Regions from separate parts of the Homo sapiens genome. Here region 2 is linked to region 1. Evidence: chromatin loops called from intact Hi-C (ENCODE). Cell type or tissue: IMR-90. All regions are shown on one strand. Links, peaks and the distances in the headings refer to the core of each region. The heading gives the core; the rest is flanking DNA.

The links. Peaks named below come from ENCODE experiments on the same cell type or tissue, not always from the same donor. Only the 100,000 strongest peaks of a DNase experiment are listed, where the experiment ranks them.
Region 2: a loop joins it to region 1, with 32 times the contacts of the local background. A loop is called at or near these places in 5 of 110 quality-filtered maps.

What each region holds. Positions count from the first base shown.
Region 1 is chr17:9,921,733-9,927,109 of GRCh38, forward strand. GAS7 (growth arrest specific 7) reads right to left here. Exons shown (of 14, transcript NM_201433.2): 10 at 4,909-5,037; 11 at 3,744-3,867. Among named protein-coding and RNA genes, the nearest start is that of RCVRN, 19 kb to the left of the region's middle. RefSeq lists an enhancer at 3,325-4,251. In IMR-90, for the core only: a CTCF peak has its summit at 3,183 (motif pointing right); a DNase peak (open chromatin) is centred at 3,179.
Region 2 is chr17:10,290,916-10,296,292 of GRCh38, forward strand. It overlaps LOC107985004 (a long non-coding RNA gene), which reads left to right and starts at 904. Exons shown (of 5, transcript XR_007065617.1): 1 at 904-998. RefSeq lists enhancers at 657-951, 1,203-2,402, 2,737-3,031. In IMR-90, for the core only: a CTCF peak has its summit at 4,995 (motif pointing right); no DNase peak of the experiment used is centred there.

The sequences.
Region 1 (5,377 bases), core at 257-5,256:
GTGGATCACGAGGTCAGGACATCGAGACCATCCTGGCTAACACGGTGAAACCCCGTCTCTACTAAAAATATAAAAAATTAGCCAGGCGTGGTGGCAGGCGCCTGTAGTCCCAGCTACTCGGGAGGCTGAGGCAGGAGAATGGCATGAACCAGGGAGGCGGAGCTTGCAGTGAGCAGAGATCGCACCACTGCACTCCAGCCTGGGCGACAGAGCAAGACTCCATCTCAAAAAAAAAAAAAAAAAAGCCTTTGTTGTCATCCCAGCTCAACTACTTATTAGCTATGTAATCGTAGACAAGTCGGTTATCCTGCGCTTGCCTCCGTGTCTTCATCTGTAAAATGGAGATAACGATTGTACCTTTACCAAGTTGTTATGAGGAATAAATATGTCAAAATATGTAAAGCACTTAGAATAGAGATGGGCGTAGAGAGCCAAATATTAATATGGGCTATGGTGGTGATGAAGATGATGATGATGATGATGATGATGATGATGATCCCTGAGGATCTGATGTCTTTCCTTCTAGTAGCCTTGGAAAAGATGAGGAAGAGGGAGGAAAGGAACAGAAGGAAAGAACAGGTGGCATTTCCTGAGCAACAGGCTGTCCAGCAAAATGGCGACAAGCAGAGTCTCTGGAATGAGAGGAGACTGAATTGTGGCTTCGCCGCTCCACCACTGTGGACCTCATGGAAGGTTCTCATTTTCTCTGCCATCAGTCTTCTCATTTGTAAAGGGTATAAAAATACCTCCCTGCAGGGGGACTGTGCTGATCAAAAGAGACAATGCTCTAAAGCATGGAGGCTGGCCACAGCGAGTGCTCAGAAGAGGCGGTATTTTTCAGAGTTAGGTCTAAGGACTGTCACTTTCGTCACAAAATAATTCCAAACTACAGGAATGAGAGACCGTATTATCTGATGACAATGCAATAAAACTATGTAAAAAAAAATAGCAAGATTAGAAAACAACAACAAAGCCCTTGCTTGTAAACATATAAAGATTTTCTTTGAAACAATTCTTGGTTCGAAGATCAAATGAAAACCCAAATAGCAAAACATAATGAAAATAGCAGAAATAAAACCACCACAAATAAGAACCTGTGGAATATGGTTAGACCACCAGTGTAAGGAAAAATAAATGTCTGGTGGGTTACATATTTCACTGTCTTTTTTTGTTTGTTTGTTTGTTTTGTTTTTTGAGACAGAGTCTCACTCTCTTGCCCAGGCTGGAGTGCAGTGCTGCGATCTCAGCTCACTGCAACCTCTGCCTTCTGGGTTCAAGCGATTCTCCTGCTTTGGCCTCCCAAGTAGCTTGGATTACAGGCACACACCACCACACCCAGCTAAGTTTTGTATTTTTAGTAGAGACGAGGTTTCACTATGTTGGCCAGGCTGGTCTTGAACTCCTGACCTCGTGATCTGCCCGCCTGGGCCTCCCAAAGTGCTGGGATTACAGGCGTGAGCCACCACGGCCGGCCTTCACTATTTTAAAAACAAAAACAAAAATAAACACCTGAAACAAAAAAAAAAAGTAAGAAAAAACCCTCTAGGTGATTAAAAAAAAAGATCTAAATCAGCTCCGAAATCTAGGCTTCTTATGGGAAATATCACTGTACAGAAAAACAGCAAGAAAAAATAGACAAACAAGCAAAAAAAAAAAATTACAAAGAACAAAACTAAAAGACAAATGACAATCTAGGAAAAATATCTGCAATTAAAATGAAAAACGATTCATCTCCCTGATAGATAAAGAATCTATGGTCAGTGGGGAAAGGATATGAGTTAATCAGTTCACAGAAAGTACAACAATGATTTATATGTATATTTTACATACTCAACCTGGGTTATGGAGAAAAGCAAATTAAAAACAAAATATCATTTTTCCCCACTCACTACCAATTTCAAATCTTGATAACACACAATGTTGATAAGCATTTAGAGAACAGGCATTATTCATAGATGCTGTTGATAGGTGCTCTCTCTGGAAAGCAATTTGGAAATATCCATCAAGACGAATAATACCCTTTGACTCAGCAACTATATTCTCTCTATATGCAGATCTGGTCTTAGGCACACACAAAGATGCAGGTACAATAACACAGCTTCACTGGCTGGCAAGCACTCTGAAACAATCTAAGAGTCCTAAACCTCAGTTAAGGGAATGATGAAACAAATTTGGGTACAATCATACAACTGGACACTGGCCAGCCATTAAAAAGTTTGATATGCATGAATGGATGGGCAAAAAGATTTACAGAAATGAAAAAGAGGTATTTCCAAGATATATTAAATAAGTTCAGAAGATAGATTGTATGATCAAATGTATATAAATTTAAATATTTAAAAATCAAAACACTAGGAAGAGATGGTGATTATTTCTGTGAATAGCATTTTATATTCTTGTCTGCTGATTAAAATATTTTGCCATGTACCAATACTGTTTTTGCAATATAATTGTTTTTTGAGGTAGAGTCTCTCTCTGTCACCCAGGCTGGAATGCAATGGTGTGATCATAGTTCACCGCAGCCTTAACCTCCTGGGTTCAAGCCATCCTCCACCTTAGCCTCCTGAGTAGCTGATTCTACAGGCATGCACCACCATGCCTAGCTAATTTTTTCAAATTTTTTTGTAGAGATGAGGTACTATGTTGCCCAGGCTGGTCTCGAACTCCTGGGCTCAACTGATCCTCCTGCCTCAGCCTCTCAGACTGCCGGATTACAGGTGTTAGCCACTGCACCTGGCCTATAAGTTATTTTTTTAATAACTTAATAATTTAAACAGATCTCTTCCCCTTCTGTGCCCCCCCTTCTCTCTACCAATAAATATACTGTGCCCTCTACTTCTTGATCCTGTAATTTATTATTGTGCATTATAAGATTTGTATAATAAACGTTATCCTTCTATTACATTATTTTTTATTGACTTATTTCTATCTTACCTTATTTTGAAATGTAAGGTGGCTGCTTTCTTCTATAATGAAGGAATTGTAACAGGTTCACCAGAAATTGAGGTGAAAGGGACCTACAGACCAAACTCTAATACTACGGCACACATTCTAATTCCAGAGGCAACATGCGTGTCCTCTCGTGCAGTGAAACGTGGCTTCCCTTAGATCTAGTTACCGAGGTTTTCACTGGTTCTACCAGGCCTTCTCTTCCTCTTTGTGTATTAGCTAACTTTGACCACTAGGTGGAAGCAGAAACCAACTCATTGGGAGACTATTCCCAAGAGACTGAAATCTGGTTATTTCTTTAAACAAAGTGTCAGCCTCTGTTCCCAGGGCAGGAGCCCATCCCCATAGGTGAACCTTCAGAGAGAGCATTGCTTCCTGGGGAAGTGGGCAGCTTGGGTGAGCTGTGTGCTTCTGTGGGCTCTGAACAGGGACAGGGCCCTGAGCTCTCAGTGCATGAAGGAGTTTGTCCACCTCCTGGTCAGAGATCTGGGGCTTGGGCGGAAAACAAAAAAAGCCACGACCAGGGAGAGAGTAAGGAGTCCAGCCTCTACCATGCCCCAGAACTAGCCCGGCCTGTGTCCTTCCTCTGACCCCCAAAGTCTCTTTCTTTGAGATCTCTGGGTGTGGGTCAGAGAGAAGGGAAGAGGGGGTACCTCCTGGCAAACAAGGGAAGTAATTTCCTCGCTGCAGTCTTGCAAAGGAGAGATGCACCCTCGCCAGTCACCTCATCTCCTAGCCCCGTGCCCTCTCCTTCTGTGTGCACTGACCAGGCCAGGCGGGTGCCCAGCACTTACCAGCCTGTGTGGACTTTCTCCGCGCCTTCTTGATGTCCTCCTCTGTCTTGTTGCTCAGCTTGATCTCCAGCTGCTGGGTCTTCATCTCCAGGTCTCTCTGCCGCTCTGTGAGGGCTTTCCGGGCCTGGGGTCCAAGGACACGGAGAAGCTGCTCATACAGCTCGGAGCCAGTGGGCCTCCTGGGCCACGCAGCCCAGCTTCCCTTTGGAGTCCTTTCGCCCCTTGTTTGTGTGGATGATGCCACAGTGGTCCAGAGAGGCCCAGCAGCCAGAGTGGCACCACCCAGCTAGGTAGAGGCTACAACCCAACTCTTTTCGTCCTTGCCTCTTCCAGTGACATCTGGACTCAGCCTACCTCAATCTCTCAAACCACGTTTTTTTCCCGATGGAGCCTGTACAAAGACTGGGGACCTAGGCAGTCCTAAAGTCACAGCCCCTCTGCTTGGAAGGGACCACAAAGGCCATCTGTGTCACCTCCCTGCAGCACTTAATAGGATGTAGCAACAGCCCTCCCGTTCTGGAGCTGGACAAGCCTCGGCCCTCTTGTTCCCCTCACTGTACTGCCTTTCCTCCAGGCCACCACTGGCATCTCTGTGGTCCTTGGGTGGCGGCAGTTGGCTGGGCCCAGGGTGTCCCAGCAGTTTGAGCCCCCTTCTCCTCTCTAAGGCACTGGGGACTGGGAATCAGTCCCTGGGGCACACTCTCTTCCCTCTAAGGCTGAACATCAGTTCCCTGGAGGTGAGACCACCCAGGACTCAGCCTCATCCCTGAGCAGGAAGGAGAGCAGGGAGGCGGTGACTGAGTCAGGACGACTCAGCCAGGTGAGGCTTAAACACGGGGCCCCACGTGAACCAGCAGCAGCACTGCTAGGCTCGGGGTTTAACTGGTCGCCAACAGCCACTCGACTGCCCACTGCAGCTGCAGCCTCTCCTCGCACCCCTGGCCCTCTGGGTGGTCATTCCAGCACCACAGGGAGGCAGCTCCTATCTGCCCTTGGATGGGTGGGGTGCTCTGGCGTAGGCACGAGGCTTGGACATCCCCCTATTCCCCTACCTGGGGACAAAGACTCAGCCTTGGCGTATGGAGCCACTGCTGGCTTCCCAGTCCCCCTTCTTCCAGGCAGTCCCCCATGCACCTGCCCTGGCCCAGCGTCCTGGGCCTCTCACCTTCTCCACCGAGGCATAGCGGCTGGCGAGCTGCTTGCGAAGGTCGGCAATGTGGTGGTCGCACTTCTTCATGTCTTTCTTGAAGTTCTCACGGAAGTTCATCAGGGGCTTCTCCACCTCGCTGTGAAGCTGTTGGGAGAGTAGAGACGCACACTCAGGACCCAGGGCATCAGCTGTAAGCCAGTGCAGGGAGGAGGGATGGGAGGGGCACCCCCACTTCCCCAGGCAAGTGAGGATGAGTCTGGGGTAGCGACCTGGCAGGAAGGTGAGAGACACCCCCTGACACGTGGCTGCCTATCAGGTCTCAGCTTAGGCAGGTCACCTTAGCTCAGGAGGCCCCCACACACGTCTACAGGATAAGTGGTTAGCAACTAGAGCCTTCTGATTTCCCCATCTGTTAACTACTTTTTTTCTGAGCTTCTGCAGCTTTTAAATTTTTAGAATTTTTTACTATTTATGGTTTATAATA
Region 2 (5,377 bases), core at 170-5,169, 370 kb after region 1:
TCTTTCATTTAACTTCTTTTAGCATGCGTTAATATATACATCTCAAGGCAGCCAAACGTTGGATGTGCTTTTGCCCTTTAACATGTACATAACCCTCCAAGTAATCCTAGAGTAGCATGGTGGTTGTAAACTCAGGCCCCATCACTTACTAGCTGCGCGACGCTGGGCAAATTCTTAACATCTCTGAGCACAACCTGTAAAATGAGGATAAAATAAGAACCCACAGCATAGAGTTTTTGTGAGAATTAAATAAGCTGAGGCATGCAAAAACTCCTAAAATAGCACCTAGCCCCTTATAAGCACCCAATTAACTTTAGCTGCTCTAATTATAATTATTACTAGTATATTCAGGCAGTCATCTGTTTCTAAGCATTTTAGGTTATTTGCAGTTTTTTTTTATTATAACAAAGTTGTTGTTAACCTTTATCCTTTCTGGTAGCCATGTAAGGATTGCCTTGTCTACTAGAAGATATTAAGATGATAATGACAATGCCAAGATAATCTGAGAAGAGAATGATTACAATCAGCAAAGGGCTCAGAAAGGAAGCATTTCCTAGGGAAGGGAGAGAGCAAGTGAGGCAGATCAGAATCGAACCAGTCGAGGGGGGCAGTTGATGGACGAGATGAATTTGGGATATCTTTCAGAGGAAGGCACTTCAAATTCTTGTTATTTATTTCACTATGGTGCTCTCTGTGATTGGAACAGCTTGATATAGTTTGGCTCTGTGTCCTCACCCAAATTTCATCTTGAATTGTACTCCCATAATTCCCACGTGTTGTGGGAGGGACCCGGTGGGAGAGAATTGGATCACGGGGGCAGGTTTCCCCCATACTGTTCTCGTGGTGGTGAATAAGTCTCACGAGATCTGACGCTTTTATCAGGGGTTTCCGCTTTTGCGTCTTCTTTCTCTCTTCGCCTGCTGCCGTCCATGTAAGATGGGACTTGCTCCTCCTTGCCTTCCACCATGATTGTGAGGCTTCCTCAGCCACGTGGAACTGTAAGTCCAATTAAGCCCCTTTCTTTTGTAAATTGCCCACTCTCGGGTATGTCTTTATCAGCAGCATGCAAACAGACTTAATACACAGCTCCTGGCACATCATAGGTCCTCTGTCAGCTCCTGGTTGAAAGTATGAGTTGTCTGCTAGCTTCAGCAGGAGCCGCCAACCTGCTGTGGGCGGCCCTGGGTCCGGATCCCAGCCATGTCCAGATTTTTAAAGTCCAGATGTTTTGTCTGGCGCCACTCGGATCTCTGCTTCCTGAGTCATGGGACGAGAAACTCCTGGCTGGGGGCAGTGGCTCTGAGCAATGGTCTCCTTCTCCTCCTGTCAGCAGTGAGAGGCCTCTCATGGAATTTGGGTCATGGGGGTGGGGGTGGGGAATGATATTCATTAAGAGAAGTTGGACTCTTAGCAGGAGTTGAAGGACGAGAGGTGTCTGCTGGGTCTGAGTGCCAGCTGGTTCAACAGCAAGGGAAGAAAGAGATATGGCCTGCATCTTAGAATCTTAGCAGCGCTGTCTCTTTCGTGGGAAAAAGACAAGTGAGGATAAGTACAGAAAAGGGGGAAGTGCCTACTGGCATTCTTAGATAGCTTATTTTGGGCGGGGGTGGAGGGCGTTTGCAGCCATCGTGTGGTTTTGTCTACACAGTAATCCAATGGGAAGGCATGACCAGCTGAAATTTAAAAGTGAGAAATAGACTCAGTGCAGTCTAGTGAGCCCTCATCATGGAATTCCTTGTCTCTTTCCACACTGTTTCTTCTGGGAATAGGAACTTGACCTAGTAGTGGGAGGGATAAGAAACACCCCTGTTGACTCTCAGTTCATGCAGTCTGGGTGGGGCTGGTTCCACCCAAAGCTTCAGAGGTGGGCTCATGAATCAGATATGATTCATGAAAGTACCACATCCTCCTACCAACTTCTGACCAGGTGCACATGACCATGCTAGGCAATTAGAGCCAATGAGAATCAGCCCTAGGGTTTTGCTGGAACTATCTTTAGGCTCCTAAGATTTTAAGATATAGGTTAGAGGCCTGGCCATTTTGTCATCCTAAAGGGGTCACCTTCTTGGGAATAAAGTTAATTTAGAGGAAAGCAGAACTGAGAGAAGGAAAGAGAGAAAGAATTAAGAAATCATTTTAAAACCCAGATCTCACCATGAATCCATGGATCCAGTCAGCCTGAAAATTGACTACCCTTGGAATTTTCATTTAGGTGAACCAATACATTTTCCTTTTTTTTCCCCCGGAAAGACTTGTAGCTGACTTTCTGTTACAGCTGAAGGAATTCTTATCATAGAGTATAGCAGTGAAGTTGAGACTTGGTCAGCAGAGTTTGTGCTTGTCTTTCTGCCTTCCCTCCCTTCCCTGCACTGTGCAGTATGTAAATCCCTAGTCCTGAGAAGATTTCTCAATTTGCTACCTTGTATAAGCTTACCTAGTTGGACTTGTGGTGGTTAGGAAGAGTGGGTGGCCCTACATATTCCAATATCTTTTAAAATTTTATTTATTTATTTATTTAGAAACAGAGTCTTACTCTGTCATCCAGGCTGGAGTGCAATGGCGCAATCTCTACTCACTGCAATCTCCGCCTCCCAGGTTCAAGTGATTCTCCTGCCTTAGGCTCCTGAGTAGCTGGGACTACAGGCGTGTGCCTCCACACCCGGCTAACTTTTGTATTTTTAGTAGAGATGTGGTTTCACCATGTTGGCCAGGCTGGTCTCGAACTCCTGACCTCAGGTGATCCACCTGCCTCGGCCTCCCAAAGTGCTGGGATTACAGGTGTGAGCCACTGCGCCCGGCCTCCAAGTTTTTTATATACAGAGCTGCAGTTGTGTTTTTACTAGGATTTCACTGGGTCCACTCAGTAATGTGCTGGTAAATGTTTAACAAAGAAAGGAAAAAAACCTGTTCTGTAGTGTTTGCCAATTTCTGTGGTGCAAATATTCCAGCCATGGCTAATCCCAAGCTAACAACATAACAACACTGAATGCAGAGATGGAAAGAGGTACAAAGAGCACATGATTAGATAGTATTTTCACCACACAGATTTAATAGTTGTAGGTAACTGCAAGAGATTATAGATACATTGTAGTAAATAATTAAGAAGTTGTAAGTTTTGACTATTTAGTACCTTTCTTATTAATATAATTTATTTAATTGTAAGTTACATAATTTAATTTTGATAGCATCTCTGTTTAACAACTGGCTCACAAAATTCCTGAAAATTTTATAATTGGCTCTTCCGAGCTGGAATGAGCTAGTTCTAGGCCACCACTGATCTCATCTAGTGCCCTGGTAGAAATGATTGCTTCTTCAAGAGTTAGGAGTGTAAGCTCTGGCTTGAATTAAAAAACAGACCTGAAAGTAATCTTGAAAGCTTGATTTTGGTAAAGGTCAGTACCAAGTTGAAGTGTGCAGTGAAACTGAATACATTACTGTCTACTGAATGGAATTTATGACCTGAAGATATTCACAAATAGCTGTGAGATAGCACTCTTACTTTGCATGGTCAGCTGGTCCTGCTCTGTAGAAGGGGCCATAAAGCAGTAAAATAGATGTGTAGGGCAGGAGTCCTGTATCAGGCAATTTGAACCTGCAGAAAACAGATAGCACATCTGTATTAGTCTGTTCCCCCACTGTTACAAAGAGCTACCTGAGACAAGGTAATTTATAAAGAGGTTTAGTTGGTTCATGTTTCTGCAGGCTGTACAGGTTCTGGGGAAGCCTCAGGAAACTTACAATCATGGCAGAAGGCAAGGGGAAGCAGGCAATGTCTTACATGGCTGAAGCAGGAGGAAAAGAGAGAAGTGGGAGGTGCTACCCATTTTTAAACAACCAGATCTCATGAGAACTCACTATCACAAGAACAGCAAGGGGGGAAAATCCACCCCCATAATCCAATCACCTCCCATCAGGTCCCTCCTCCAACATTGGGGATTACAATTTGACATGAGATTTGGGCGGGGACACAAATCCAAACCATGTCAACATCCAAATTAGCATAATATGAGGAGTGTTTGAGGAACAGACTCTCTACAAAGGTGTGGGCAGGTATAGAAAAACCACAGAGATACAGTAGAATTCCAGGTCTATTAACAGGGCTCCATTATCTTCCCTAGGCCTGCAAGGAGGTACAAGCTGGGGGTAAGAGGGACTCGGTTACCAGAACCTGGAGACAGAAGGGTTGGGGGACTGGGATACCTGACATGGAATGGGATTTTGGACTACAGGGAGAGACATGCGGAATAAATACTGCTCTCAATCTCCTCCTTCCCTCTGCTCTTCTAGCCCAGCTCCCCATTGGCTAGGCCCACCCAAAGGCCAGGGCAAGGGATCCCATTGATGTCAACCTCTTGGGGCATTGAGCACGTTGGAGAAAGGTGGAAAGGGTCTCACGGGTCAAATGGCACCTTGAGTATCCTGCCATGGAGTGCACATCCTGTCCTTTGTGTTGGGCTAGAAAAAGGGCCAGGGAACCTTGCTTTTGGAATTGCTATGGGCCACCTTCATCCCAGAAACATTTAGGGTCTGGTCACCTGTTCCTGCGAAGGGCAGGAGGCTATTTGTGTAGATATACTGCTTCTCCCCTGGGACCAACACTTCTCTTCCAGCCTGGCATGAGGAGCATGAGGTTTGGGGAGAGACCCTTGGCCATGTCGTACTCTTTACTGCCAAGGCCATCACTAGGGACCACTCTTTGTCTGTCCAGTGAGTCTTAGCCCCCTATCTCAAGATTCTGCAAGGTCCTTTTCTGTGGATACTCAGTTGAGGAAGCCCTGGTCTGGGAGCCAAAAGACCTGGGATATCTGATTCTGATGCTATATCTTGAGGGGTTACCAGATCATGTCACTAGTCTGGATTTTTGTCATTTGCAAAATCAGTGGGCTGTTCCAGATGAACATGATTCCCAGTGACACCTCTGACTCTGAAGAGCGAATCCAAGATTTTATGAGTTTCATCATCTCTAGGTCATTTGTGTAATGAAAAGCATGCCTTTCCACAGCCAGGAGGTGGCAGCAAAGCTCTGTTTTGAAGGGGGCGTTAGGCCAGGGTAGGTACTGCTCTCCAACTCCCTAGAGCTGAAAGTTCAGGTTTGGAGGCTCGGTTTTACTCCTGAATAACAACAACAACAACAACAGCATTATTATTTTCATTATTGTTAGTAAAACAGAAGCAACAATGCCATCTTCAATTTGGGCAATGCTGCATAGTTGAGGAAACATTTTTGTGCATCGCATAGGAACCTTTTAACAACTGCATCCTGTAGGTAGGTAATGCCAGGACTTTTAGCCCCATGTTGAGGCTCAGGGACATTTCTTGACTTGCCCGAGGCCCTCTGGAAAGTATTGATGTGCCAGGATAGGAACCCAAGCTTTCT